Regions from separate parts of the Mus musculus genome. Here region 2 is linked to region 1. A link is a loop called in an ENCODE intact Hi-C map of the cell type or tissue named here. Cell type or tissue: gastrocnemius. All regions are shown on one strand. Links, peaks and the distances in the headings refer to the core of each region. The heading gives the core; the rest is flanking DNA.

What was found. A loop is a pair of places that touch in the nucleus more often than their neighbours do. Peaks named below come from ENCODE experiments on the same cell type or tissue, not always from the same donor. Only the 100,000 strongest peaks of a DNase experiment are listed, where the experiment ranks them.
Region 2: it touches region 1 in a loop (7-fold over the local background); 7 of 42 quality-filtered maps call a loop at or near these places.

Annotation. Positions count from the first base shown.
Region 1 is chr3:31,145,210-31,154,624 of GRCm38, reverse strand. Cldn11 (claudin 11) reads right to left here and starts at 4,705. Exons shown (of 3, transcript NM_008770.3): 1 at 4,250-4,705; 2 at 547-711. The coding sequence starts at 4,475. In gastrocnemius, for the core only: no CTCF peak of the experiment used is centred there; a DNase peak (open chromatin) is centred at 4,709; H3K4me3 peaks cover 742 bases.
Region 2 is chr3:32,312,182-32,321,596 of GRCm38, reverse strand. The region is part of intron 1 of Gm42201 (a long non-coding RNA gene); the gene reads left to right. Among named protein-coding and RNA genes, the nearest start is that of Gm42201, 9.4 kb to the left of the region's middle. In gastrocnemius, for the core only: a CTCF peak has its summit at 3,798 (motif pointing right); a DNase peak (open chromatin) is centred at 3,758; H3K4me3 peaks cover 202 bases.

The DNA of each region.
Region 1 (9,415 bases), core at 3,440-5,939:
TACTTGATTAATGAACACTTACTGAACAAAGCCTTGATCCATCACCTACTGGTCTACCACCCTCCATACCTCTCCTTTATGTTCCTCTTTTCCTGTCCTCTCATTATATACCCATGAGGCTCTCATTTCCTCTTGCAATGAGAATCACCCACCTCGCCCCCCCCCCCCCCCGCAGAGCTCCCTAAAACTATCCTCCCTGACCTGGTCCCCAGGAACCTCCAGTTCAATTGACTTGCTATGAAGTCTAAATACAAGTCGTTCAAATCCGATTCTACTCTGAAGCCTGCTCAGAGAGCCACCCTGCAACCCTCTTCCTCCAGGGTCCCCCGGGTTGTCATTTTCTTATTAACCTATGGGCTCCTTTCACAGATGTAGATAGAGTCCCATCTAAACTTCCTCTGGAATATGATCTAAAGGGATACAAATGTGGCTTTCTGTCGCCAGTGGGTTCTCTTGAGTTCTTTGCACATTTCTCTTGAAGTAGCAACAGCAAGATCTGAGATTCTTCACATTCACTGGAGTTGGGATGCCAAGAAGAAAGCTTACCCAGCAGAATAAGGAGCACCCCAGCCAGCTGGGCTCGCCTGTACTTGGCCACTCCAGGCTCGTGGCCCATTCGGATGCAGGGGAGAACTGTCAACAGCAGCAAGATGGCGGGCAGGCCCAGAACGGAGGCAGCAATCATGAGGGCTCTACAAGCCTGCACGTAGCCTGGGAACAAGAGAGCAGAGAGGGTGAGTTAGACTGGGGGAGGGGGAGCGTGGTGGAGAGAGAGGTCCTCCTACTCCTGAGTCCCACCTCTCGGGAATTCAACACCACCTTCCTTCTTCTTCTTCTTGTCCCCTCTTGAGACTTCAAATTTGATAAATATTATCCAAGATCACCCCACACCTTCCACTTAGGGAGGGTGCTAGAAAGACAGAACCTGGATGAAGACACAGACACCAGGCCACGGTGGAGCAGCCATGCACTCGCTTGCATTACTGTAACACATTGTTGAAGATCATCTAGAAGTTCAACAAGGTCACCTGTGATGCTGGGTTGCTGACTCCAGTCTACCGTGGCCTGATTTGCCTGTGCAATGTTAGCAGGTCGGTTACCTACTGTATCTCACTCGCGTTATCTACAGAGTGATGATAATAATAATGACCCCACACGACTGCCTAACAGTTCTCCTGACAATTAAGCTCACAATTCAAAGGGTCCATAAAAAGATTTCTGTGCTAAGTACTGAAAAGATTGGTAGAGAATAGGACTAGCATTATTGCTCTGTACCAGTGTGATAGGTTGTTTTTTCAGGACAGAAACTTACCATAGTCAAGGCAATTCTCCTGCCTCAGCCTCTCCAGGGCTGGGATTATAAGCACAAGGCGCCACACTCAACCTAGTGTGGTATCACTACTTCAGCATACTACGTGACTTTATCCTCAGTTCACACTTGGTGTGAATATGCGAGCCCTGAACTACTACACTGTAAGCTCAGACTAAGACTTCACCTCTCTCCCTCCTCCCCAGAGGCTGCTGTCCTCCTGACTCCCATCCCCTCAGCTGACCAAGTTTCATTTCCTGCTTCATTCATTAATGGTGCTTGGGTGTGTTTCTCCACAGGTCTATCAATGCTTAAAAGGTGTATCTCTAACTCTGGAGATTCCAGTAGAGTAGATGCCTGTCTTGGTCTTCATGCCCCCACAGTAGACGGCATAACTATCAATGAAGGAAGTGAGTTGAAAGAGAAATGCAGAAATGTCAAAAATTCTAAGTGAGACCACATGAAGATGCAGATTATAATACGCACAACTTCCTGTAAAATGAAGATGAGCAGATACCAGGGAAATGTCACAGATTTAAATTCACTGTTTTACTCTTACATTATTTATTGTTTCTCATCGGAACACTCTCCTCGCTTAAAAAAAAAATAGAATGACCGCTGTCCATCTGTTTCATTTGCTCAGGCAGAGTTAGGGTTGTGGCCCGAGGAGGGCTGAGTTAAGGGCAAGGCCAAGAACTGACCCTAGCGCTTTCCCATATACCAGGGCCCCCATGTTGCATCCAGCCAACCTCCCTTGTGTGCCAACACGCAGCATCAACACTGCCCCTTAAGGTGTGTCACCTGGGCTCTCTTCCAACCACTTCCCATCTCATCTTAAGAATGAAATAACATATCAGATATCACAGACTTGTGGACCCCAGGAGCCTCAGCCCAGCCCTCCCTCGCAGCTGGGAGGAGAGCCAGGGCCCACACAAAGGCAGCAGTCAACACAGACTGATGCTCTGAAGTTTATGGCACAAGGCTGTCCACGTGCTACAGTACCAAGGCCACCTCTAGAAATCAGAAGATGGAGACAGAAGGGTGCCCCTCCCCCACACGATGGGTAAGGTCGGGAACACAGAACAAAAAGCTTCTCCACAAAAATATACTCCCTGCCCCCAGCGTGGCCTGTGTGTTCTGAAAACAAACCATTTGGCACCGAATGCTCAGGGAATTTCAGGGGAAGGAAACAAAAATGATTTTATGCATCAGTTAGAAATCTCTACAGCCATGCCCAGCTGTTAGTAGAAAAACGACATTTGTCCTTCCTAGACCACCTCCTACTTCAAAGCGGGACTTAATTCCTTGACTCACTGGCTCCCATAAGCAATCCTGAAAGATAACTGGTTAGCTTGGCTTAAATTCTTTAAAGAAAATTTACTAGGGTTTCTTGAGGTTAGCAATTTGTCTCAGATAACCCAGACTGTTGAGAGCTGGAGTCTAACCCAGGTCTACCAAAGCCAGTGTTAACTAAAGCTGAGTCCACACCAGGGTTCCCTAATGTTTGTTCTTCTGAATGTCCAAGTGGAAGGTGTGACATGCAGCGTGTGGTATACTATGTGGTAGAGGCAAGGTGTGGACCAGGAGAGAATGCAAAGAGAATTTAAAATATAACGTGGGAGGGGAGATATTGCTCAGACTGTAGAGAGCTCACCTAACATAAACAAAGCCCTGGCTTCGTTTCCTACTTCTGCATCCTGGGATAAAGCTGAGTCAGCAGTGAGTGAGCTGTGAGGAGGGAGGTGAGTTCCAAATGTCCTGTCTGTAAAAGAGAGGGCACCTAAGGCTCTAAAAGGGGGTACAGAGTCTCTGAAAACCCCAATGCGCTCTCGGGAGAAGGCACAAATTTAGCTCCTCTCGAGACCTTAGGGCCTGGCTATGCCCTTAAATATATACATGACCCAGACAAGGCCAGAGGGAGTTAGGCCACCTCACCTAGGTGACAGTGAAGCCAAAGGGGGTGACAGATTTCTAGCAGAAATCCACAAGTGGTGCTCACAACCACCCAAGTCATCCAACTGGCTACAGGTTTCAAAACTGTTTCCAAAAACTTTCCCATGACACCCAAAGATGCTCCCTCCCAAACTCCCTCACCCTGGGTTTCCAAGGCTGCCCGACATTCCCGACCCCACCACCACCACCACCACGACCACCCCACCCCACCCCACTCTGTGACCCTAGGCATTGAGTGTGTCTCCCTGGTGGAGTTTCCTCCCCGCAGGGTACTTGTTCTTCCCAATAGCTAGCAGCCTGCTGAGCAGAACTGGAGAAGGGTGTCACCCTGGCAGAGAGAGGGTGGGAAGCACAGTCACTGCAGGAATCCCAGGGGCAAACGGTAGGTAAAGATGGTGACAAGTCAGATAAGCAGGCCCTGAACTGAGAGAACCAACTGAGACTCACTAATCCGGGCAGTCCAGAGACTCCTCGAATGTGAACGGAACCTCATCCGGGTGACTCCGGAGTGCCATGCAGTCTAAGAAGCTCAGCTCAGCCTACACCTATTTGAAATTGCCCTTTGTTCTCTTCTCCTCGGGCCTATAGACAGCTCTAATCGGAAGCCCACTGGAGATGGCACAGTGGGGGTGGGGGGAGGACTGGAGTGTCTCTTTGGTCGATTAGCTTGGGTACCTGGGATGATGAAATCATGGGGAATTAACAATAGTGTATATGATTTCCCACCATGTGTATATGATTTGATTCATGAAATTCTCAAAGCCATTGATTGACCAGTGTTACCTTTATCATCTCATGTTCAGATAAAGAAACTGAGGCTGACAGGTGGCTCTTTAGGACTAATTCTCCTACAGGGTTGGATTGGAGATGTCAAAAATGTATCATCCAGAGGTCTCTGAGTCTCCAAACTTCTGAGAGCCCTGTCTAAAATCCCCAATTCTAGCCCAACCTGCCTCTGGAAGCTGCTTGCAAACTTGGAGTCCTTACCTGGAAGGATGAGGATGTCCACCAGGGGTTTGCAGTGGTAGAGACCAGTGGCCATGACGCAGTCAGCCCACAGGCCCTTGGAGCCCAGTTCGTCCATTTTTCGGCAGGTGGGGATGGTGTAGCTGCAGGTCACCACCCAGTCATTGGTGGACGTTGTGACGATGATGCCAATCCAACCCACGAAGCTCGTGACGAAACCCACCACCTGAAGGCAAGTGGCTACCATGGTGGCCGCAGCGACGTCCACGCAGCTCGACTCACACGGATTGTGCCCCCTGTGTCGTCCTGGACAGAGCCTTCCCTAGGCTTGCCCTCTTGGCCCTCGCGAGCCGCTGGCTCCGGGCTACTCGAGATGGGGAGAGAGCGGCTGCAAGCACTGCTGCGACAGCGTGCAGCGGGGACAGGTGCGCCTGGAGGGGACTGCAGCGCTGCTGGGCAGCGCGTCCCCGCCCCCTCTTTAAACTCCGGGGCCCGGGCTGGCAAGCGCCAATCCGCGACAGCCCCCGAGACGAGCCGGCCAATCGCAAGCCAGGCTTCGGTGCGGGTGTAGAAGGGAGCAGGGGCTGAGGAGGGGCAGCAGGCTGCCCCACGGCTGGTGACACACGGTCAGCGCTGGGAATTAAATTAATCCCATCCCGATAGGGACCCGCAGAGTGAAGGGGGCGCGTCCAGCTCCTGTTGGGTTTGTTAAGCGTAGTCTCACTCCTAGAGAAGTAGTCTCTCTCTCTCTCTCTCTATGTCTCCCTCCTAAACTTCTACCAACTCTCCGACCGCTCCCTCTTCTCTGCTGTGGACACTTCCAAGGGCACCTAGTACATTTTCCTATGCCCCTAAGGAACAGAGGGGACACATTCAGCACTCCGATGTTGCCATAAGAAAAGACCGGGGAGAGGGCTTAGATAGCTTAGTAAGTGAGGGCCCTTACTGCGCTGGCACACGAGAGAGCCTCAATCCCAATGCCCAGCACCCAGTACAAAGCCTGCCATGGTGCTTACTAAGTCCGTAACCCGGTGCTGTTAGACTGATACGGAAGGACCTCTGAGTTTGCTAGCTGCCATTCTAGAGCCAGGTTCAGTGCCATTCTGTGGCTCGAGGAAATAAGGTAGATGGGGATAGAGCAGGACACGGGACATCCTCCTAGTGCACACGTGTGTACACAGACACACACCCCACACACACCGCCACACATAAACACACACATACACACTTCGCAAGAAACAAATAACACAATAAAGATGGTGCCAGCAGAATTAACTCTGGTCACAATAATGGTGACGATTACTCACTGTTATTAATACTTGATAAGTGCATGTGTTCTTATACCACAGCTTACTGAATTGTCCACACTTTGCAGTGGGGACAACTGTCAATTCTACACAGAAGAAACAGCCCCCCAAAGGACAAGCTCCTGAAGTTCACACAGCTAGGAAGGAGACTCCGTGGGCCCCGCTCATTCCTGTCCCTGACCTTTCCTGAGAATCCATCCTGGTTATCACTTTCTGAATGTTCCTAAAGGGCTTGGTGTTCCATTTGTGATACATTAAAAGCCAGGCATTCTGCCCAGATCACTGTAAATAAGTTAGCTTCTGTTCTCCACCGAGAAAACCGATAGCCCAGATTGAGTGGGAAGCAGAAGCTATCAGCAAAGGCTACCAGGCAGCCCCCTTCTCTACACGCATTCAGATAAGGCTCATTCTGTGCCCTTGGGCGGAGGGAGGCACTGGGGATGAACCCACGGACTTGAGCAAGCCAGACAATGCTCTACCATTGAGCTACAGCTTCGGACTTGTGCAATTTTAAGTCAAGAAAAGGATTGCTTATCTTACTGTATGGCTTGATCTAGTCACCTGGGCCTCTTCCCCCTCTCCTCTTATTCTATTTAAAATGGTGGCAGATTTCAGCAAATGGACATTTTGCTCATCATCCTGTTGAGCTTGCTGCAGTTATCCCCATGATGGATGGGGTCATACATGCCACCAACTCTTCAAGCCAAGACTGCCCTTGATCAAGGAGACTAGTGGGATATCTATGTGGCTGGTGGGTTGGTCTTGGAGTGGGCTGTCTCTCAGTCTATGTGACTGGTGGGTTGGCCTTGCACTGGGCTGGCTCAGCCTATGTGACTGGTGGGTTGGTCTTGGAGTGAGAATGGCAAACACTTTATTACTGTTACTGTGGCCTATGGGGGATAACTCCTGCAATGTGTTTGACGCAGGCCTGGTGCTGTTGATTGACAAGTTAGTCGCTATTTGAGCTACCCAGACCAGCCTGCATAGTCCAAGGCCTGGCTCCACTACTACTGCCTACGGGATCAAAACATTTCACATTGCTTTTTAAAAGAATAAGTATGTTTGTATCCGACCCCTGAGAATTCCGTGTGTCTTTTACTACATTATTTACCTACTTTGTGTGCATATGTGTGCATGGCACACGCATAGAGGTCAGAGGACAGCTGCAGAAGTCAGTGTTCTTCCACCGAGTGGGTCCCAGGGACCACAGGCAGGACTTCAGGCTGATGGCAGTGCCTTTCCCTGTGAGCCTTCACGTCGGTTTTATGTAATGTTTCTCGGTTCCCTGTCATTTGTAAAGTGGGATGAACACGGAGCCTACCGTATAGTTCTTTTTATGGGTATCTGAGTCACTATACATACCGAGCTGAAAGCAATGTCTGCAACAAATCCTCAAGAAACCTGGACACTAGATTACGATGTGAAGCTCAGAATTCTTGTTCTTGCAGTCTCCTTTTGCTCTCGCAGGGTGAGGGCTTATGCAAACTATTTTATGGAAATATAGCTCCTCTTCGAAGGAACCATCAAGTCTACGGAGTATTTCATCATAAAGTCTACTCATCTGGATGTTGACGGATATTCCCTTTAATATCCAAAACTAGCTTTGTGCTAAGGACAATATAAACTATAAAACCCTGAGCTCCATCAATTCACTGCAAAACTAGCTATGAAACTTATATTCTTAGAACTCTTACATTCTTAGAGTTAATGTTCTCCACATGACAGCTCACTCAATCAGAGTTAAGTAATGGCTTGCCCACCCATGGGTCTCATGAATGCATGCACATGCATACACACACACACACACACACACACACACACACACACACACATTTGTAAAGTCAGATTTCAGAACTTTGGCACGAAGTAATAAAATGACTTAACTAAGCTGTCAAATTTTTTGTCTTGGAAGGAGACACCCAGGGAACACATTCCTTCTAGATCTGTTCCCTTGCCCATGTGACTCTCATGATCTCCACTTGGAAACAAGAAGAGTGAATTTCCCACCAGGGGTATTGTGAAGACAAAGGTAACATAAATCACATACAAATGGAAGGTGCATGTAAGAGACAAGACACTGAATAATTAAGTTATTGTTATCATCTTCTATGACAGACACACAAAATGACACCTGAGGGAGGCCAGCAGAGATACAATCTAGCTGAATAAGTTAGCCAGGAGCAAAAAGGTTATCCAGTTCAAAGGAGCCCAGGCAGCCACGGAAGTACAGAGCATGGGCCACAGAGGCTGAGGACACAGTCCCATGGCCAGGGGCTCTGGGTTCTGGGTAAAGCCCACCAGCTCTCTTGTGGTTTTGTTTTCTTTTTTCTGACTTTTTTTTTTGACATCGGGATTCTCCCACATTCCTTGCTGTGACAGCATCACAAGTGTCCCCAGTGATCATGATCTGACTTCCCACATAATGCAGTAAATGAGAAAGCCCCACACAATCTCAGGCCCCGCTCCAGTGTGACAATGAGTCCAACCACACCCAGACAGTGTCGCCAGTGGTTCCCAGTCAGTCCCAGGTCCTTTCCTTTTCTCTCAGAAACTCTGCCATGTCACCTCTCCACGTCCCCACAGTATGACGCAGAACTAGAAAGTTCTAGAGGAGAACTGAGTTTCTATCTTCTGGCCTTAAACCCAATATCATATTCCATATGAATTTGTTTTTATTCTTACTGTAAGATATTTGAAAAGATCGCTTCTCGGCCTTTTGGCTAAGATCAAGTGAAGATATTTGAAAAGAAAGGCTTAGGGGGGCAGTTAGTGTATTCACAGATATGTGAAGAAAGAAACATCTGTGTTAAATGTTATCCTACCATTTACACTTGAAATTAGCCAGCCAAACTAGAGGCCATTCAGTTCGGGCGGCTTGTGACTGACTCAATGCCAGAGATTTTGCTGGCATCTAACGGAGCACATGGAGAACGATGGGCGAATCAGTGTGCTCTTAGCGCCCTCTAGTGACTGTCATTGTATAGATAGAAACGCACTGAGACAGCCTGAGGCTGGATTGACCTCAACTTCCCACGAGCCAAACTGGTGACAGACTTAACTAAAATTTGCATTTTTCTGTAACACTTTTTTTTTCATTCGTTAAAAATATACATCTTTTTAGGAAACCAAATATATGAAAGCACAAGGTGTCTAGGAACCCACTTCTCTAAGACCACAAATCAAGTTCCTTCTGCATGGGGTAGGTATATACATGACGTGAGTGGGATCACATGACTGTGGGGGTGTGGCACATGTAGACGCCAGAGGACAGCATCGAGTGTTGCTCCTTGGCCACCATTCACCTTCTGGTTTTCTGTTTTCTTTTCTCACAGGCCTGCAAGTTCAACCAGTAAGCTAGCCTTGTTGGCCCGTTAGCTCCAGGGACTGTCTGTCTCTGCATCTGACCTCGTGGAGCTGGAGTTATGGGTGACTGTGAGCTGCCTGATATGGGTGCTGTACTTCTCTTTGGTGCTGTACTTCTCTTTTTTTTAAGATTTATTTATTATATGTAAGTACACTGTAGCTGTCTTCAGACATGCCAGAAGAGAGCATCAGATTTCGTTACGGATGGCTGTGAGCCACCATGTGGTTGCTGGGATTTGAACTTGGGACCTTTGGAAGAGCAGCCAGCGCTCTTAACCACTGAGCCATCTCACCAGCCCGCTATACTTCTCTTAACCATCGAGCCATTTCCTCAGTCCCAGGTCAGCCTTTTTTTTTTTTTTTTTTTTTAAACAGGTCTGGAGGATCAAACACAGGCCCTCTTGCGTGAAAGTATCTATTAGCCGGGCGTGGTGGCGCATGCCTTTAATCCCAGCACTTGGGAGGCAGAGGCAGGCGGATTTCTGAGTTCGAGGCCAGCCTGGTCTACAAAGTGAGT
Region 2 (9,415 bases), core at 2,458-4,957, 1.2 Mb before region 1:
AGGAGCTCATCACCTACATTGGGGTGGGTGTTGTCATTGATACAGCTGTGTCTGAGTCACATGCTCCTGGAAATGACCCCTTACCCATGCTTCTGTAAGTTGCACCAACTCCCTGGCTTCCTAAGCTGGACTTGGATAGAATTGTTGCTTTGATCAGTTCTTGGTTCCCTATCTGGTGTGAAGAGATAACCTGTTCACATTTCCCCAGAAAAAGTAATGTAACATATGCTATACACGTGTGTGGAGTATGTGGTAGAGAGTGGTGTACCATAGGAAAAGAGGCTAAAAGTGGATGCTGAGCCTTCCACATCAATGGTATTAATATTTGCAAGGAGGGAACACTGTAGGAGAAGAAAGAAAACCATTTTAGCCAGCATCTTCACAGAGAAATGGATGCTTAGAAGTAGTAAGGCATGCATGCATGCTCACTGATGGGAGTGGCCTTTTCCTGTTAGGTGACATTCTTATGGAGAATGTCCAGTGTCCATGCATTCTTTGACACTTTCTTTCTTACAGGAAAGTAATAATGGTGAGTACCTTTTAGACGGGGCGCTGTGCGCATACCTCCTCTGAATTAAAATATTCCTCCTGGAGGGCAGGAGGCTCCTAAGACTCAGAGATCTCAGAGATCTTACAAGACATACAAGACCCTTTCCCAGGGTCATATAAAGCAGTAAGCAACTGCTGAGGGTTGGGTCTGTCTGCAAGCTGGACAGGGAGGGCCAGGAAGCAGCTTTTGTGAGCTGTCATCCATGCTAGGGTGGGCTCTTCATTGGTGCAGCTGCCTTTGAGTCATCTATGTTTTTGCAAGTCACCTCTCCCCATGTTCCTTTAAGACCTCTACTATGCTCCGGTAAGTACTCTCTCATGCTTCTGTAACCCTGTCCCCATCCCTGTATACCCGCTATGCTTTTATAACCTATGTCTCCAGGTAAACCTAATGAACCATAGCTTTGATCTCTTGCTGATGCCCTGTCTGAAGTGGGTAATGAGGTGAGATCTAACTGAACTTCTTGGAGCACATACCTTGATAATAGAAAGCTCTATTAGTGTCAAATTGCTGATTATCTTTTCTGTCTTTCTGAGCCAGTGTCTTGATAGAGAGCCCAGGCTGGTCGCAAATGTGTGATGCCATTGCTTCTGCCTCCTAGGTGCTAGGATTATAGGTGTGCATCACCATACCTGGCCTCTTCCATCATTTCTAAAATGAATTATTCTCATGAGCCCCTCCCCCCACAAGGCCTTGCACTGTAGCCCGGGTTGGCTTTGAACTTGCTATCCTGCCTGTGCCTACCAAGAGCTAAGGATCACTGGGATGTGCTGCGACTTGCATCTTGTACATACAAACTGAGTACATCGATTGTCCTTTCTCATTCCATCTCTGGTTTCTCGAAGGCCATCCACATGTCTTGTAAGGCGAGTGCCATGTTCCATACAGTGTGCTTGAAGAAGCTATCTTCTTGGCTCCCAAAGCAGGGGTGAAGAAGGCTGAGGAGCAGGTACTGGAGTGTGGGGCTTGTGGCTTGATCATTCTGCTGTTCAAGGTCTGCCCTCACTCAGCTTGTGCCAGCCTCTGCACTGTTCCTCCCCCCACACCTCTCTGTGTGAGTGTGTAGGTGTGGTTGAGCAGCTGTGTGCCTGTGTCTCAACATTGCTAGTGTCACGAGTGCCTGCCACTTGGTTGGCCTCTTCCTTCCTTCCTTCCTTCCTTCCTTCCTTCCTTCCTTCCTTCCTTCCTTCCTTCCCTCCCTCCCCCCTCCCTCCTCCCTCCTTCCCTCCCTACTTTCCTCCCTTCTTTTCTTTCTCTCATTTTTTTGTTTTTGTTTTTTGTTTTTTGTTTTTTTTTGAAGCAGGGTTTCTCTGTGTAACCGCCCTGGCCACCTTGAAACTTTTATAGACCAGGCTGGCCTTGGACTCACAAAGATGTACCTGCCTCTGCTGGGACTAAGGGCCTGTGCCACCATGCCCACCTTGGGTTGGCTTGTTATTATTATTATTTTAATGGAGTCTGGAGATTGAACTCAGGTCTTCATGCTTGCCAGGCAGCCCAGCCCTAAATGTTCTTAATGCTGGCTTCATACTCTTCTGTTCTTCCTCCTCTTTTTCTTTCCTAGAGAGTGAGAAGGGTGAAGATGGTGGGAATGGGCAGCTATAAAAGTCCCATTGATTGGGTCATTTTTTCAGTCTAGTTGACTAAGGCACGAGATAGATGTTCAAAAAGAAATATAGGTGAACTAATACGTGAATAACAATAGCCCATCTCCAACTTGCAGGTGCGCTAGTAGACAGGGTGTAACATTGGGTCTAGACCACTTACATGCATGTGGGAGGAGTAGGCAATTACTGCTTTTATCTGTCTCACTATGTTATCTGTACCATGCATATAAACACCCTCTGCTGTTGCATGTGTTGCATATATGTGAGTGTGTGGTTGTGCCATAGGAAGGCATCAGATGTCTTTTTCCTTCACTCTCTGCTTTAAGTAACCCTTAGGACAGGGTTTTACTTTCTGAACTTGAACTCCTCCTTCAATCTATGCTGGCTGACCAGTGAATCTCTGGATCTGCCTGCCTCTGACCCAGTGTTGGGGTTATAGACATGCGTTCCCGTACATAGGCGCTAGGAATTTAAACGTAGGTCCTTATGCTTTACTGAACAACACTCTTACCCACTGAGCCATCTCCCCAGTCCCTTTTAAGCTTGCTGCCTTTCTAATTAACTAATAAGCAGGATCACTTAGTAGATTCAACACATTGCGTGCTGAGAGGTTCTGTAGACTCTTGTTTTCTCCTAGTAGGCACTTGTATCAACTGGGGAATCTAGCTGGTGCGGCTGGGAGGCAGAAAGCTTTCCAGCACTTTCTTCTGATCCAAGGATGGGGTTTCAATGTTAAAGATATTTGGTTTTGGAGACGACTTAAATATGTTTTTAAAGCAAATGCAATTGGCTTTGATCTCTGTCAAGATTAACGGTCTTAAGGCATTAGGTGGAATGGCTTTATATAGTAAAGAAGATGAAAAGGCGTTAGAGTTGGTGATAGTCACAGGAAAGTGTGTTCCAGGAATAAGGAGCCCTTATGAAAACACCTCAGTGGACTCTGGGGAAGAAAGGTCATGAGAGTAACTGAGAAAAGAAGTCAACCAACTGGGCTTACAATGGAAGAACTCTGTCTTGACTGGAGCGTTAGCCCCAAGCTTCTGCTGATGGTTCAGTGGCCTCAGTTTCCCTTTTCCTTTGCATTTCCTTCCTGCCCAGACGCAACCGGCAGCAGCTGCTTGGTCCCGTACCCTTGCTTGTCTGTTTCTTGACTGCTCTGTCAGTTGCACGCTGACACGGAGGAAGTTATGGTGGGGCGGCACATGTGGCAAGGTGCTGGCGGGAGTGTGAACACGTTAGCAGTTTGGCTTCATTTTCCGAGCTTCTAGGCAGTGAGTGTGAAGACAAAGCACACAGAAAGGGAGCAACAAGGGGGAGGCACATGGTTTACACATTTGGTGAGTTCCTTCAGTAGCCCAGGGAAATCAGGCTTAGAGCCACTAGCCCAAGGTCATGTTTTCTACTTCACCGGGAAGAGAAGATTCTTTTGCAGGTCCAGAGAGCTCGCTGGTCAGCCACCCTAGAGAGGAACGGGTACTTCTTAACTGGCAAAGAGGAGCCACTCGGCATAACGGGATATTCCAGTTGCTGGAGGTCAGTAGGAATATTCTAGATGTTAAAATCCTGCTGTGTCCACATTACCTTGTGAAGCCCTGCGCAGAGCTAACGTTTGCCGCCTGCCCTGCACTGCCTGCCTACGAACAGAAGAGGGCAGCTCACCATGCACTCATTATATACGGCTTACTTGATTAGAATTCTAGAAAAGGAAACCCGCCTTTGATTAAAAAAAAAAAAAAAAAAAAGGTAATGTTTGCTTTTCTAAGTGAACTGATGGCATGATTCTGCTAATAGTTTTGAAAATTTAAATGAATAAAAATGTCGTGTCATTCTCTAGCTTCAAGGGACTTCAGAGTTCTAGTGGGGACCAGCTGTAACAAACTTGGTCGAGGCTCTTTGTACCTGCCGGTCTTCTGCTGGCTAAGATGCTGGCTCTTCAGGTCGCTACTGAGAAAAGGAAGAAAGCAGGAAGGGGGAAATAAAGGAAGACAGAAAGAGGGGAGAAGGGGAGGAAAGAGAGTGAGGGAGGGAAAGGGAGAGGGTCTGTGTGAGGGGAGTATGGAGAGACGGGGGCAGGGCAGGGTACTGAGCCAAAGGCAGAAAGGAGTTTTTCAGCTGATCTGTCTGGTCTGATGGCATTACTTACCGTCCAGGGCTACCCAGGCAGTGAGTGCTGAAGTCAGGCTTAAAGACCAGGGTTTTTAGCATGCATTTCACATTATTTGCCCTCCAAGTCTTGCTTGGTCTAAGTCTGTCTTTGGTTTACTTTTGGAACCCTTTGCCATTCTGCTAAGGCATATACGTTGCTAGTTTACATTTTTCAGTAATTTGATTTTCTATGCTTTTTTGATCTTTCACTTTAAAGATTTATTTATTATTATTCTGTATATGCGTGCCTACATATTTTTACGTGTACCATGTATGTGCAAGTCCTGAGGAGGGCCAGAACAGGCCATTGGATCTGCTGGAACTGGAGCTACAGGCAGTGCGAGCTCACACGTGGGTACTGGGAACCAAATCTGACTCCTTGGTAAGAGTAGTGAGCACTCTAACCACTGATCCCTTAATATACACTTTATTTATTGAGATTTTATTTATTTTTATTTTATCATATGGGTATTTTGTCTGTGTACCATGTGCAGACAGTACCTGCAGAGGCTAGAAGAGGGTGTCCGATCCCCTGGAATGGGACTTAGAGATAGTTGTGAGCTGCAATGTGGGTGCTGGGAATTGAACCTGGGTCCTCTGGAAGAGCAGTCAGTGCTCTGAACCACTGAGTCATTTCCCCAGCCTGATAAGTAGACACTTTAAAAGCAGGAGAACACACTTAGTTTCTTTCCCAGGTTGTCCTGAGTCTTTTCATCTAATGGGGTTTAATTCAGATATTAGAAGATGAATCTAATAAAGGCAAAGTATGTTTGAAAGCAGGCCAGGTATTGGCATGGTGACAAAAACTCTGCTTCTTGTTAGCCTCTGAACTTTCTATAATCTTCATGGTAACAGGAGCAGTGCCTCTCTAGTGGCCCTGTTTGAAACTTGGAATTGATTGTTGTAATACCTCTGTTTCCATGAGGGCATCTAGAACATCCAAGAATTATTAAATGTTCAGGAAAAGACAACCCAAATCATATTTGCTCTATGAGATGTCATTTCTGAGCCTTACTGTTCTCCCCCAAACAGTCTCAGGCAAAGAGGAGGTATGGCTGCATCATACATTGCTTGATCATTAAAAATAGAACTTACACATTAAAAATATTGCACATTTTGAGGTGATTGGTTTCATGAGGTCTTATCAGATCATTCAATATAAAGTCTAGCATTGGCCTGGGGCTCCCTGGAGACTGTGATTTAATTATTCTGAAGTTCAAAACATTGGCTACAAGGGACCAGAAGGCCCTAGCTCTTCCGGTGGGCTTAGATTTCAGTACTTGTCATGGCTGAGATCTAGGGACCTTTCTGTTCTGCTAGATAGTGTTTAAGCTGTTTCCAAAGCAGATACCATATCTGGCTGTATTCTGGCCCATGCCCATGCACTTCCTGCTCAGGGTACTTATGGGCTGGCTCTATGCATCTGAAGCTAACATCTGCCCATGTTTCCTTCTTTATTATACTATGACTGATGTTTGCACATTCCTTTGTATTAGGCTCATGTCTTCTTTCCCTGTGAGCTCCCGCTCTGCCATAAATCCTTAACCATTTAAACAAAGATTTCTTTTTTTTTTTTTTGGACCACGGAGGGGAAATTAATTCTAAATGCATATTTTTGGAGAGGAACAAAACAGAGGGAAACAAAGTTGCTTAAGGGGATTCTAGTTACATTTAGCATCAATCTTTGTAGAACTGTAGTGGAAACTTGAAGAATTAATGAAAACGGTTACATATTTTAGTACCAATTCCTATTATTCGGTTTATATGGTTAAACAATAAAAATGAGGTTTAGTTGCAGGTCAGAGAGACTCCCTCCCCTCTGGTTATTTTCCACAGCACTGGGAGGTGCTGTGCAGGCTGCTGGGGGAGGAAAGACTTCACTGATCTTTCCCAGTGCTGGGCCCTATGTGCTACAACACCAGCCTTTAGGCAAGATATGCACATTGGTACAATGATGACCTGACTTTATAGGTGTTTCATGCCTAGTACTTTAACCTGGTCAAAAGCCTATGGTTGGGGAGTTCATAGACTCTAGGGAAGAACCTACTAATGTTTGGCTAAATGTGGTCAAATCGCCTTCTGAACATTTATTGTTTTATGCATAAATCTGGGCAGCTTTCAGTCTTGGTCAGAGAGGCTTCATTTTTTCTTTGGGAAGCAGATAAGGCCTCATAATTGGTCAAAGAATGGAGTAAATGACTGTGGAGCTCTTAGCCAAAATGAAACTCCCTCCGTTAATACCTAAGGACCTAGGGGCCAGCTCTCCCTCCTGCCACAAGTGGCAAGGGGTAATCTCTTGTCCATGTCATTGCATGCAAGCTTTATTTTATTTATATATTCTATGCATATACACCTGCATGCCAGAAGAGGGCATCAGATCCTGTCTTATTTATTTATTTATTAATATTTTTTATTATTATGTATTTTCCTCAATTACATTTAGAATGCTATCCAAAAAGTCCCCAATACCCTCCCCCGCCCACGTCCCTACCCACCCATTCCCATTTTTTTGGCCCTGGCGTTCCCCTGTACTGGGGCATATAAAGTTTGCGTGTCCAATGGGCCTCTCTTTCCAGTGATGGCTGACTAGGCCATCTTTTGATACATATGCAGCTAGAGTTAAGAGCTCCGGGGTACTGGTTTGTTCATAATGTTGTTGCACCTACAGGGTTGCAGATCTCTTTAGCTCCTTGGATACTTTCTCTAGCTCCTCCATTGGGGGCCCTGTGCTCCATCCAATAGCTGACTGTGAGCATCTACTTATGTGTTTGCTACAGATCCCGTTTTAGGTGGCTGTGAGCTACCATGTGATTATCGGGCTTGAAGTCAGTAGTTCTGGAAGAATGTCCAGAGCTCTTAACCCCTGAGCCATCTCTCCAGCCCCACTCTGCCTTATTTTTGAGGCAAAGTATGTCTCTGAATCTGGAGTTCACTTTCCCCCCTAGCCTGGCAGCCAGCAAGCCTCAGCAACCCATTTATCTTCAACTTCTTCAGCGATGTAGTCATTGTAGGCGTTCATGAAAAGAAATGCTCACTCGAGCCCCGGGCTTCCTGGCCAGCGGAGTTGCCTGACACCCGCAAGGGCCCACACAGGATTCCCCACGGGATCCTAAGACCTCTGGTGAGTGGAACACAGCGCCAGCCCCAATCCAATCGCGCGGAACCTGAGACTGTGGTACATAGGGAAGCAGACTACCCGGGCCTGACCCGGGGCAAAAGCCCCTTCCGCTCCACTCGAGCCCCGGGCTTCCTTGCCAGCAGAGTCACCTGACACCCACAAGGGCCCATACGGGATTCCCCACGGGATACTAAGATCTCTAGTGAGTGGAACACAACTTCTGCCAGGAGTCCGGTTCGAACACCAGATATCTGGGTACCTTCCTGCAAGAAGAGAGCTTTCCTGCAGAGAATACTCTACCCACTGAAACCAAGGAGAGTGCTACCCTCCCAGGTCTGCTTATAGAGGCTAACAGAGTCACCTGAAGTACAAGCTCTTAACAGAGACAACTATAACAGCTAGCTTCAGAGATTACCAGATGGCGAAAGGCAAACGTAAGAATCCTACTAACAGAAATCAAGACCACTCACCATCATCAGAACGCAGCACTCCCACCCCACCTAGTCCTGGGCACCCCAACACAACCGAAAATCTAGACCCAGATTTAAAAACATTTTTCATGATGATGATAGAGGACATCAAGAAGGACTTTCATAAGTCACTTAAAGAATTACAGGAGAGCACTGCTAAAGAGTTACAGGCCCTTAAAGAAAAGCAGGAAAACACAGCCAAACAGGTAGAAGTCCTTAAAGAAAAACAGGAAAATACATCCAAACAGGTAATGGAAATGAACAAAACCATACTAGAACTAAAAAGGGAAGTAGACACAGTAAAGAAAACCCAAAGCGAGGCAACGCTGGAGATAGAAACCCTAGGAAAGAGATCTGGAACCATAGATGCGAGCATCAGCAACAGAATACAAGAAATGGAAGAGAGAATCTCAGGTGCAGAAGATTCCATAGAGAACATCGAAACAACAGTCAAAGAAAATACAAAATGCAAAAGGATCCTAACTCAAAACATCCAGGAAATCTAGGACACAATGAGAAGACCAAACCTACGGATAATAGGAATTGATGAGAATGAAGATTTTCAACTTAAAGGGCCAGCTAATATCTTCAACAAAATAATTGAAGAAAACTTCCCAAACATAAAGAAAGAGATGCCCATGATCATACAAGAAGCCTACAGAACTCCAAATAGACTGGACCAGAAAAGAAATTCCTCCCGACACATAATAATCAGAACAACAAATGCACTAAATAAAGATAGAATATTAAAAGCAGTAAGGGAGAAAGGTCAAGTAACATATAAAGGAAGGCCTATCAGAATTACACCAGACTTTTCACCAGAGACTATGAAAGCCAGAAGAGCCTGGACAGATGTTATACAGACACTAAGAGAACACAAATGCCAGCCCAGGCTACTATACCCAGCCAAACTCTCAATTACCATAGATGGAGAAACCAAAGTATTCCACGACAAAACCAAATTCACACAATATCTTTCCACGAATCCAGCCCTTCAAAGGATAATAACAGAAAAGAAGCAATACAAGGACGGAAATCATGCCTTAGAACAAACAAGAAAGTAATCCCTCAACAAACCAAAAAGAAGAGAGCCACAAGAACAGAATGCCAACTCTAACAACAAAAATAAAAGGAAGCAACAATTACTTTTCCTTAATATCTCTTAATATTAATGGACTCAATTCCCCAATAAAAAGACATAGACTAACAGACTGGCTACACAAACAGGACCCAACATTCTGCTGCTTACAGGAAACCCATCTCAGGGAAAAAGACAGACACTACCTCAGAGTGAAAGGCTGGAAAACAATTTTCCAAGCAAATGGTCTGAAGAAACAAGCTGGAGTAGCCATTCTAATATCGGATAAAATCGACTTCCAACCCAAAGTTATCAAAAAAGACAAGGAGGGACACTTCATACTCATCAAAGGTAAAATCCTCCAAGAGGAACTCTCAATTCTGAATATCTACGATCCAAATGCAAGGGCAGCCACATTCATTAAAGACATTTTAGTAAAGCTCAAAG